2 separate regions of the Homo sapiens genome follow, and region 2 is linked to region 1. A link is an interaction called in ENCODE POLR2A ChIA-PET data of the cell type or tissue named here. Cell type or tissue: CD4-positive, alpha-beta T cell. All regions are shown on one strand. Each heading gives the region's core, and the rest is flanking DNA. Links, peaks and the distances in the headings are about the cores only.

What was found. Peaks named below come from ENCODE experiments on the same cell type or tissue, not always from the same donor. Only the 100,000 strongest peaks of a DNase experiment are listed, where the experiment ranks them.
Region 2: POLR2A ChIA-PET joins it to region 1 with 7 read pairs; 1 of 35 experiments calls an interaction of 5 or more read pairs at or near these places.

The regions. Positions count from the first base shown.
Region 1 is chr3:50,334,606-50,339,804 of GRCh38, forward strand. It overlaps RASSF1 (Ras association domain family member 1), which reads right to left. Exons shown (of 6, transcript NM_007182.5): 2 at 3,300-3,406. RASSF1-AS1 (RASSF1 antisense RNA 1) reads left to right here and starts at 2,906. Exons shown (of 1, transcript NR_109831.1): 1 at 2,906-3,695. RefSeq lists silencers at 2,310-2,619, 2,690-2,869 and enhancers at 2,941-3,512, 3,340-3,599, 3,680-3,769. In CD4-positive, alpha-beta T cell, for the core only: no CTCF peak of the experiment used is centred there; DNase peaks (open chromatin) are centred at 1,026, 2,876 and 3,456; H3K4me3 peaks cover 3,299 bases; H3K27ac peaks cover 3,760 bases.
Region 2 is chr3:48,607,541-48,612,739 of GRCh38, forward strand. It overlaps UQCRC1 (ubiquinol-cytochrome c reductase core protein 1), which reads right to left and starts at 2,106. Exons shown (of 13, transcript NM_003365.3): 1 at 2,012-2,106; 2 at 1,622-1,762. The coding sequence starts at 2,080. RefSeq lists a silencer at 1,727-1,826 and enhancers at 1,997-2,096, 2,176-2,690, 2,387-2,496. In CD4-positive, alpha-beta T cell, for the core only: CTCF peaks have their summits at 2,222 (motif pointing left) and 2,428; a DNase peak (open chromatin) is centred at 2,151; H3K4me3 peaks cover 1,598 bases; H3K27ac peaks cover 529 bases.

The DNA of each region.
Region 1 (5,199 bases), core at 526-4,525:
TTCTTGTGATGGCTCTGAGCTCCTACCTAACAATGAGAAAGCTTGCTCCTTCTTCCCTTCCTGGATGACCCAGGAGCCCTGGGCTGGGATGCAGTGACCTCATTTCCAGCCCCTTCCCTTCTGGTGATGAACCTCCCTATCTTCACTCAGAAAACAGACTTGGATTAGAGGCACTGCACAGCCCTTCCAGGATTCTAAAGGAGGAAGAGTTTCTTTTTCTGTTTCCAAAGCTGCCTGCTGGAAGAGGATTTCAACAGCCATCCCAGTCGGATGCACAGCAGGACCATGGAATTTCCCTTCTGCACCATAGGGACCCACCCTCCACTCTACCACTGTCCATAAAAACTGATGGTTTTTTTTTTGAGACAGAGTCTCGCTCTGTTTTCCAGGCTGGAGTGCAGTGGTGCGATCTTGGCTCATTGCAATCTCTGCCTCCTGGGTTCAAGCAATTCTCTGCTTCAGCCTCCCAAGTAGCTGGGATTACAGGTGCCTGCCACCACAACTGGCTAATTTTTTGTATTTTTAGTCGAGACGGGGTTTCACCATTTTGGCCAGGCTGGTCTTGAACTCCTGACCTCATGATCCACCCACCTCGGCTTTCCAAAGTGCTGGGATTAAAGGTGTGAGCCACTGCACCTGGCCTAAAACTGATGTTTTTTTCTTTTTTTTTAACATATAACTTGGGACTTCTCAGCCTCCTATTCTTTCTTTTTTTTTTTTTTTTTTTTTGAGACAGAGTCTTGCTCTCTCATCCAGGCTGGAATGCAGTGGCCCAGTCTCGACTCACTGCAACCTCTGTCTTCTGGGTTCAAGTGATACTCCTGCCTCAGCCTCCCCAGTAGCTGGGATTACAGGCACACACCACCATGGCCAGATAATTTTTTTGTATTTTCAGTACAGACGGGGTTTTGCTATGTTGGCCTGGCAGGTCTCGAACTCTTGGCCTCAAGTGATCTGCCTGCCTTGGCCTCCCAAAATGCTGAGATTACAGGCATGAGTCACCAAGCCCAGCCTTCTTTCTTTTTTTTGAGACAGAGCCTCACCCTGTCACCCAGGTTGGAGTGCAGTGGCACGATCTTGGCTCACTGCAACCTTTGCCTCCCGGTTGAAGTGATTCAGTCTCCCAAGTAGCTGGGACTACAGTCACACACCACCATGCCCGGCTAATTTTTGTATGTTTAGTAGAGATAGGGTTTCACCATGTTGGCCAGGCTGACCTCGAATTCCTGATTGCAAATGATCCACCTGCCTTGGCCTCCCAAAGCATTGGCATTAGAGGTGTGAGCCACCGTACTTGGCTTCCTTTTCTATTTTTGAGACAGAGTCTCACTCTGTCACTCAGGCTGGAGTGCAGTGGCACGATCTTGGCTCACTGCAACCTCTGCCTCCCAGGTTCAAGTGATCCTTCTGCCTCACCCTCCCAAGTAGCTGGGATTACAGGTGTGCACCTCCGTGGCTAGCCCTCCTTTTCAATTGGTTAGTGTCTTGTGGTTTTCCCACCTTTCCACAGTGGAAAATGGCTCAGGACTGACTGACATGAAGACAAGCCCAGGGGTCTACACTCAACTCAACCCTTGCACCCAAGCTCTGGGCTAAGATTTTGGCGTGCTGAGCACCACCCATTTTGTAAGGAATTTTGTAAAATTTTATCTGAAGCATCACTCACAACTCCACTTTCTTTACTTAAATAAGGATTTCCGCCCCATTTCTGCCAGGCATACTGAGCTTCACAGTCCCTGTTTCTTTTTCCTGGTGCCTAGGCCTGGTTCTCTGAGCCTGGTGGTCACACCAATGGCATCTGGCACACAGTTCTCCGATAATGGGGATACCTAGGAGGTTCCGAGACACCTTACAGTCCTGGGTTAGTAACCTGGATCTCTTTTTCCACCTCTTTAGGCATTTTATAATCTAGCTTTCCCCCTTCCTGTGGGTAAAGTGCTCCTGAATGCTTATGGTCCAAAACAAGACTTCTTTCCTATCTATTCCCAAATCTTTCTCCAGATCCACCCTAGAGGAAGGGAACAGAATCTTCCACATTCCAGCAGCTGGTGACAGGCCAGAACAGGGAAGAGGTGAGGGCTCAGCTGGCTCCATACAGGAGTGCAGATGGAGGAGCAGGATCTCTCTCTGCCTCTCAAGTTTTCCTAAACATACTTCTCAATTCCTGGCGAGGACTCTTCCCTCTCCACATCCTCCCCTAGTCTCCCCAAGGAGGGAGCAGGAGCATTCGAACGCGGAAATCGAGGTGCTAGTCCAAACTGCTCGGTCGGCTTTAGTCATAGCTGGATAATGCCCGGCTCAGGTCTACCACAAGCCATACAGCTGCTTTTTCCGTGTTCAACCTGTCTGTGACAGAAACCAAGGGGGCCCCGGCACCCAGCATCTAGGCGGTGGAATCGGGGTCTTACGCACGGTTCCGCGGGCAGGTCCCCGGCCAGGACCCGCGGGGAGCCACGTAGCCAGGAGGGTGGGGCTGCCCACCGACCCAGGACGCGGCAACGGACCGGGGAGGGCGGAGCTCCAGCGACCGCTTCCCCTCCCGCCCGCCGGCACCCCCTGGCTCCCACCTGGTCCCGGCGCGGCCTGCGAGCTAGCGAGGTTCGCGCGGTGAAGTACTGCTCGAGCTCCGAGTCCGAGTCCTCTTGGCTGCAGTAGCCACTGCTCGTCGTGCTGCTCCAGGTCATTTCGAAAGAAGGCGCCTCCGCCTCGCCCATAGCCGTACCCGCCCGTCCCCCAGTCCTGCGCGTCCGTAGCCGCCAACCACCGCCCCGGTCGCGTGCGTGCGTGTACGCGTGTCAGTGTGCGCGTGCGCCCGGGCCAGAGCCGCGCCGCAACCGTTAAGACTGAAACGTAGATCGCCGGGATCTAGCTCTTGTCTCATTGGGGCAGGAACGCCGGGGCGGGGACACGCACGCTTCGCCCCCAGGAATGACCTCATCGCTCCGGAGCTCCACTCACAGACCCCACCTACCACAGGGAACGGGGGCGGGTGCCAGCGTCCGGGCAAGCGCACAAGAGTGGCCTCTGGCCGGAGGCGAGGGCGGGAAGGTGCGGGAAGTGCGCGTGCGCGGAGCCTGGGTCAGCCTGGGCCCGGGTCCGCTTGCAGCGGGTGGAGTACTTGCGGAGCCGGCAATCCAGGCTCCCCTCCCAGCCCCCGCGCAGAATTAGCCTCTCTGTGCCGCCGGGAAATCGGCAATTAGAACGCTCCTTGCGCGCGGCACCCAGGCAGCCCTCGAGAATGCCTGCACTGTGGCCTGCCCATCCTCGCCCTTCCCATACGCCCTCGGCCCCGCGCTCACCACGTTCGTGTCCCGCTCCACCGCGGGTTCCCAGCCCAGGTCCCGGGGCCCGCAACAGTCCAGGCAGACGAGCGCGCGGCAGCGGTAGTGGCAGGTGAACTTGCAATCTGCAGAGAGGCCTGGCGGTGAGGCGGAGGAGCTCCAGGTCGGGGAAATGTCCCGGAGATTGAAGGGAAGCCCCAGGGAGAGGGCCGCTGCTCGCCAGGCTCCGCAGGCCCGACCTATCTCAGTGGGTTACCTCACACTGCTACGCGGACTCTAATGTTGGCCACCTGGGCGTCTGGAAACCGGCCGGAAGGCCACAGGCAGAGAGGCCTGCTCAACAGTTGGATCTCTATCGCCTAGCACAGAACTTCCCCTTTCCTCATTGGCAATTAAAAAAACAACAACAAAAAACTGCGTCTTGCTTTTGTCACCCAGGCTGGAGTGCAATGGCGCGATTTCGGCTCACCGCAACCTCCGCCTCCTGGGTTCAAGCGATTCTTCTGCCTCAGCCTCCTGAGTACCTAGGATTACAGGCGCCCGCCACCATGCCCAGCTAATTTTTGTATTTTTAGTAGAGACGGGGTTTCACCATGTTAGCCAGGCTGGTCTCAAACTCCTGATCTCAGGTGATCCACCCGCCTCGGCCTTCCAAAGTGCTGGGACTACAGGCTTGAGCCACCGCACCCGGCCCTTCACTGGGAACGTATATGGAATACATCTGCCCATTTACTTGAAGGAAAAACTAAACACCTTTAACCTACGTCTGCCCTGTGGTTGTCACCTGTCTCTACTCCCCTCAGACCAAGACACTGGTCTCTATACACTCTAATCCTTCGCCTTCACTCTCCCCTCTACCCACTCCAGCCAGGCTTGCCTCTTCCTCCAGGAAACTGCCCGGGACAGGGTCCTCAGCGATCTGTGTACTACCAAATGGAATCCAGTGTTCCATTCTCCATTCTCACCCCCTCAGCATCATTTGAAGCTTGCTCCCTTTGACTCCCAGGGGCTACACTCTCCCAGTTTTCCTCCTACCCCCTGCAGCTCCTGCTCAGCTCCTTTGCAGATTCTGACTCAACTTCCATATCTCACGATGAAGTCTGGGCTCAGTCCTGATCACTGGCCTGGTCTGTCTACATTCATCTGCCCCAGATCCACGGCTGAAACACTGACCTAAACCCTCAGACTAGATCCTCCGTGCCAGTACCTTCACTAGGATGTCTAAAAGACGTTTCAAGTGAACATGGCCAAAATTTAATTCCCTTTTCTTCAGCCTCACTGCTACACTTGCCCAGCTTCCTCTTTGCAGCAAAAATGGCCACTAGGCTCCCAGTTACTGGAGACAAAAGCCCAAACTTATCTTTGATTTCTCCCTTGTCTCTACCTCTGATAAACATGCCCAAATCATCCTGCTTCTTATCTCCATGGCTACTTTATTTCTCTTTGAGAACGCTGCAATGTCCCAGCCTTGTTCTTTTTTTTTTTTTTTTTTTTTTTGAGACAGAGTCTCACTCTGTCGCCAAGGCTGGAGGGCAGTGGCACGATCTCGGCTCACTGCAACCTCCGCCTCCTGTGTTCAAGCAATTCTCCCACCTCAGCCTCCCGAGTAGCTGGGATTACAGGCACCCGCCACTACGCCTGGCTCATTTTTTTTTATTTTTTAGTAGACATGAGGTTTCACCATGTTGGCCAGGCTGGTCTTGAACTCCTGACCTCAGGTGATCCACCCGCCTCCGCCTTCCGAAGTGCTGGGATTACAGGCATGAGCCACCGCGCTCGGCCCCTTGTTCATTCTTTGCATTCTGTCACAACTTTGTGCTCCCCCCAGCTGAATTTGTGATGTCCTCTTGTACCGGATGAGAGGGTCTCCATGCACACACAGACCTGGGACACTATCCATCCACAAGTTCCTAAATAG
Region 2 (5,199 bases), core at 367-4,366, 1.7 Mb before region 1:
CTGAAACTCCATTTTTTTCTTTTTTTTTTTTTTTAAGACAGAGGGCCTTGCTCTGTCACCCAGGCCAGAGTACAGTGACATAATCATGGCTCACTGCAACCTCTTATTCCTGGGCTCAATCGATCCTCCTGCTTTGGCCTCTCAAAGCCCTGGAATTACTGGTGTAAGCCACTGTGCCCCGCCCACAAGTGTGATGTCATTACAGGCACAGAATGCACAAGTAGTCAAATCAGGGATTCTGAATTATCCATCACCAGAATAACAAACCTTGTACCCATTAAGTAATTTCTTTTTTTTTTTTTGAGATGGACTCTCGCTCTCTCACCCAGGCTGGAGTGCAGTGGCTCCATCTCGGCTCACTGCAATCTCTGCCTCCCGGGTTCAAGCGATTCTCTTGCCTCAGTCTCCCCAGGAGCTGGGATTACAGGCGTGTGCCATGCATGGCTAATTTTTGTATTTTTAGTAGAGATGGGGCTTCACTATGTTTGCCAGGCTGGTCTTGAACTCCTGGCCTCAGCTGATCCGCCTGCCTTGGTCTCCCAAAGTGCTGAGATTACAGGTGTGAGCCTCCAGGCCTGGACCCATTAAGTAGTTTCTCATCATCCACCCCTTCATCCTTCCAAGTCTTCACTGTCCATCATTCCACTCTCTACATCTGTATGTACGTATTTTTTAGCTCCCACTGATAAGTGAGAACATGTGATATTTGCTTTCCTAAGAGATGTCAATGCATATACCATATATCACACAATCTTAGATGAACATGTATTTCACATCTAACATCTTGGAATGCAAGAGGCATTTTACAATCTATAGTATCCTTTGATTAAAATTGGCAAGATTCTTGAGATTCTTTCTCTGGCACTGGAGCACAGACAGCTCCTTACAATCTAGCACATTTTAGAGTTCATGTAATATAGCATTCTTTACTATAACAAGTGACATATAACAAGGAAGTTGCAGGCCACCTTTTCCTATGCTTAGTAACAATTTAAATCGCAGGACATTGTTTCTGGAAAACTAAAAGGATGTGTCAATAAAAACATCTGGCCCTGGGGCTGGGGGCTGAAAGGAGGAGGAGATAATTATTTCTTGGGAATCTTCTCACCTATTCATATATCTATCTGTGACTCAAGATTTCTTGTGTCAATTTAGAGAATTTGTATTTTTTGGAAAATCACACATTTCATTGTACTGTTAAAATGCATTTGCTTCCTAAAATGTATTTCTGGTCTAGCCTGGAGATTATGACCTTGGGCAGTGAGGCTGACAGACCTGGACCCCTGCAAGTCACCTAAGGTGTCTGAATCCCATTTTCCGCATTATAAGAGGAGACATGATCACTTCCCTTATATGGGCTCCTTAACAAAAGGCTGGAAAAGAATTTGGCCGCCTACTTAACGGGCATTATATGCTAAATAATGTTGGCTTATAGTGAAGATTGTCCCGTGAAGCCAAGGCGTGGCTAGGGTAGGGAATGGGGCCATTCTCGGGGTGAGTGGTCCTGGGTCCGAACCCAAACCACAAACGGGAAGACTCGAGCCCAAGGTCACACCCCAACCAGGGAAAAGACGGCAGGCCCAACCTGGAGGCCCTCTCCCCAAAAGCGTCCCCAACTCACCGTGCAAGTGGGCTGAGAGGACTGCTCGGAGGCCACACGCAGGCCGTTGTCCAGCAGGCTAACCTGCGTCTCCGGCACGAACTGGAGCGCCTGAGCGAAGGTTGCCGTACTCCGCAAGGCTGGCGTCCGCAGCAGGGCCGGCTGTGGAAGGGAACAGCCGCGAGTGAGGACTCGGTCAGGGGATCGCTCCCCACCTCCCAGGTCCTCAGGAGGACCCCCGAACCCCGCCCCTAGGCAAGCGGCGAGATACCTTTCCCCGCCCTCCGCCGTGACCTTCCCACGGCCCTGACCCCGCGTCCTCCCCACCTCGACCTGCCACTGCTAACAGCCCACACCTGTCCGCTTCCCGAAGCCCTGTCCCGAAGCCCCGCGCTCTCGCCACCACCTCACCGAGCGGCGGGCGCGCAATAGCACTTGTGCCCCGGCGGTAGCGGCCCGACAGACCACGGACGCCGCCATCTTCCAGCTGCAGTCGGCCCTGTTGCGCCGCGCAAGCGTAGACTGGGCGCGTTGGCGGTCGCGGCGCAGGCGCAGTACCGTACAGTTGGTGCTCGGCCGCCTCCTGGCGGGAACCGGGACAGTCTATTGTGCTGGCCTGGCTTTGGCTGACTGGCTCTGACCGCGCTGCCGCCAGTCCCTGCGCACATCAGTCCACCTGCCGTCCATCAGCCCGAGCAGGTCCGCCCGCCGTGCAGTCCATCTCCCCATTCCACGCGTGGAAGTCAGAGTGCATTATGTTTCTCACCAGCCGCGCTGCGTACTGAGGTCTGGCGGGCGGGGAGTTGCAGCCACAGCGTGTCCGCAGGTTCGAGCCCAGGGCTAAAGTACCAGCGTGGAAACTTACCTGGGACCACAAGTTGGTGCTGAAAGTCAGTATTTTTTTCTCTTTATTTATTTTTTATTTTCTGAGACAGGGTCTCGCTCTGTCGCCCAGGCTGGAGTGCAATGGCGCGATCTCGGCTCACTGCAACCTCCGCCTCCCGGCTTCAAGCGATTCTCCTGCCTCAGCCTCCCGAGTAGCTGGGATTATGCCCGGTAATTTTTGTTTCTTTAGAAGAGACAAGGTTTCTCCATGTTGGCCAGTTTTGCGCCCTGCCAGTTTTCTCTTTAAAAGAACTAAGTACAGGCCGGGAGCGGTGGCTCACTCCTGTAATCCCAACACTTTGGGAGGCCGAGGCAGGTGGATCACTTGAGGCGAGGAGTCCAAGACCAGCCTGGCCAACATGGTGAAACCTTTCCTTTTCTGTAAGAGGAAAAAGAATTCTGGCTGGGTGCAGTGGCTCATGCCTGTAATCCCAGCACTTTGGAAGGCCGAGGTGGGCGGATCACCTGAGGTCGGGAATTTGAGACCAGCCTGACCGACATGGAGAAACCCCGTCTCTACTAAAAATACAAAAGTAGACGGGCGTGGTGGCGCATGCCTGTAATCCTAGCTACTCCAGAGGCTGAGGCAGGAGAATCACTTGAACCCGGGAGGCGGAGGTTGCGGTGAGCCGAGATCGCGCCATTTCCAGCCTGGGCAACAAGAGCGAAACTCCGTCTCAAAAAAAAAAAAAAAAAAAAAAAAAGACTTCTAAGGTATGCTTTGTTATGTCAACTAAAGAAAAAAAAAAACAAGCTTTTAAATATTTAAAGTTAGTTCTATTCAGAAGTCTTACCAAGAATTGCAACCCGGGAGAGCCTTTCAGGGAGTTTCTGCTAGACTGCTCCAAAGCAGTGTTTCCGACAGTTTATACACTGGTGGTGGCGGCTCTCCATGTGCTCAGAAATTACATCAAATGTGCTCAGAAGTTACATTAGAGCATAAATCTCATCAAGGTTTGGGTGCAAGAGTACATCTGTTTATAGGTCACAGAAGCATAATCATTAATCCTGTCAGACAGTATCTTAAGTACAGGAAGAGGCAAGGGCTAGGATCATTGCATTTTTTACCATGTTGGCCAGGCTGATATCAAACTCCTGGCCTCAAGCAATCCACCCACCTCAGCCTCCCAAAGTGCTAGGATTACAGGGGTGAGCCACCACACCTTACCCAAAAACTACTCTTATACTTAAAATAAAACTATCTTTATAAAAATCATGCCAGATGCCATGACCACAGGCTCTCACACCACACCCAGCTAATTTTTTTTTATTTTTTGTGGAGACGGGGGTCTCATTATGTTGCCCAGGCTGATCTTAAACTCCTGAGCTCAAGTGATCCTCCTACCTCAGCCTCCCAAAGTGCTGGGATTACAGTCATGAGCCACCGTGCCAGGCTGACTTTATTTCTTATAAAGGGTTACAACCTGCAGGCTGGGAGGTGGGCTTCTGGTCAAAACCAGAGACAGACCCTTAAAAAGAGGCAGGAGCTTTATGTCGAATGGCTTGGCTAAACATACATATTCGGCCGGGCACGGTGGCTCACACCTGTAATCCCAAACTTTGGGAGGCCGAGGTGGGCGGATCACAAGGTCAGGAGATTGAGACCATCCTGGCTAACATGGTGAAACCCCGTCTCTACTAAAAATACAAAAAATCTGCCAGGCATGATGGCATGTGCCTATAATCCCAGCTACTCGGGAAGCTGAGGCAGAAGAATCGCTTGAACCTGGGAGGCGGAGGTTGCAGTGAGCCGAGATCGCGCCACTGCACTCCAGCCTGGGTGACAGAGCGAGACTCTGTCTCAAAAAAGAAAAAACAAAAACAAAAAATACCATATTCAACAGGTTACAGGAAGAGCTATAGATACTCATGAAGGGGGTCCTAATGCAAGTATACTGAATAAACATGTGTGTTGTATATGACCCATGTTCACTTTGGGGTGGAGACTTAACATTGAAATACATTACAGGCCGGGTGCGGTGGCTCACGCCTATAATCTCAGCACTTTGGGAAGCCGAGGTGGGTGGCTCACGAGGTCAGAAGATCAAGACCATCCTGGCCAACACAGTAAAACCCCGTCTCTACTAAAAATACAAAAATTAGCTGGGCGTGGTGGCGTATGCCTGTAGTCCCAGCTACTCAGGAGGGTGAGGAAGGAGAATCACTTGAAACCGGGAAGCGGAGGTTGCAGTGAGCCAAGATCGCACCACTGCACTCCAGCCTGGGCTACAGAGGGAGACTCCATCTCAAAAAAAAAAAAAAAAAAGAAAAGAAATACAATTAGCACCATATGTCAAAATGAAGGATACAAAAGCACTCAGTGCACAGGTTCCATAAACCAACTGAAGCCAGTCCCTGGTCAGTGGTCTCTTATTAGGAAAAAGTCACCAAAATCCATCTCTTGTGCAATCAAAGCTATAGTTATGGCTTGTGGGGTCAGTGTCTGGTGATGGATGAACTGCAATTGTTTCTATATTGCTTATCTCAAGGCCAGTGCTTGTTTAGCTGCTGGAGAAAAAGAAAAACCTTGCAGCAGTTAGAACATAGTTTATTCTTTGGTGAACGGCTTAACTCTTGCCTGGCATGGCCTTAATGTCTTGTTTATACTTTGGTATCTTATTGCTACAAAGGGTTCATTCTCTCAGTCTTATGATCTCTATTTTTTTCTTTCTTTTTTGAGACAGAGTCTCATTCTGTCACCCAGGCTGGAGTGC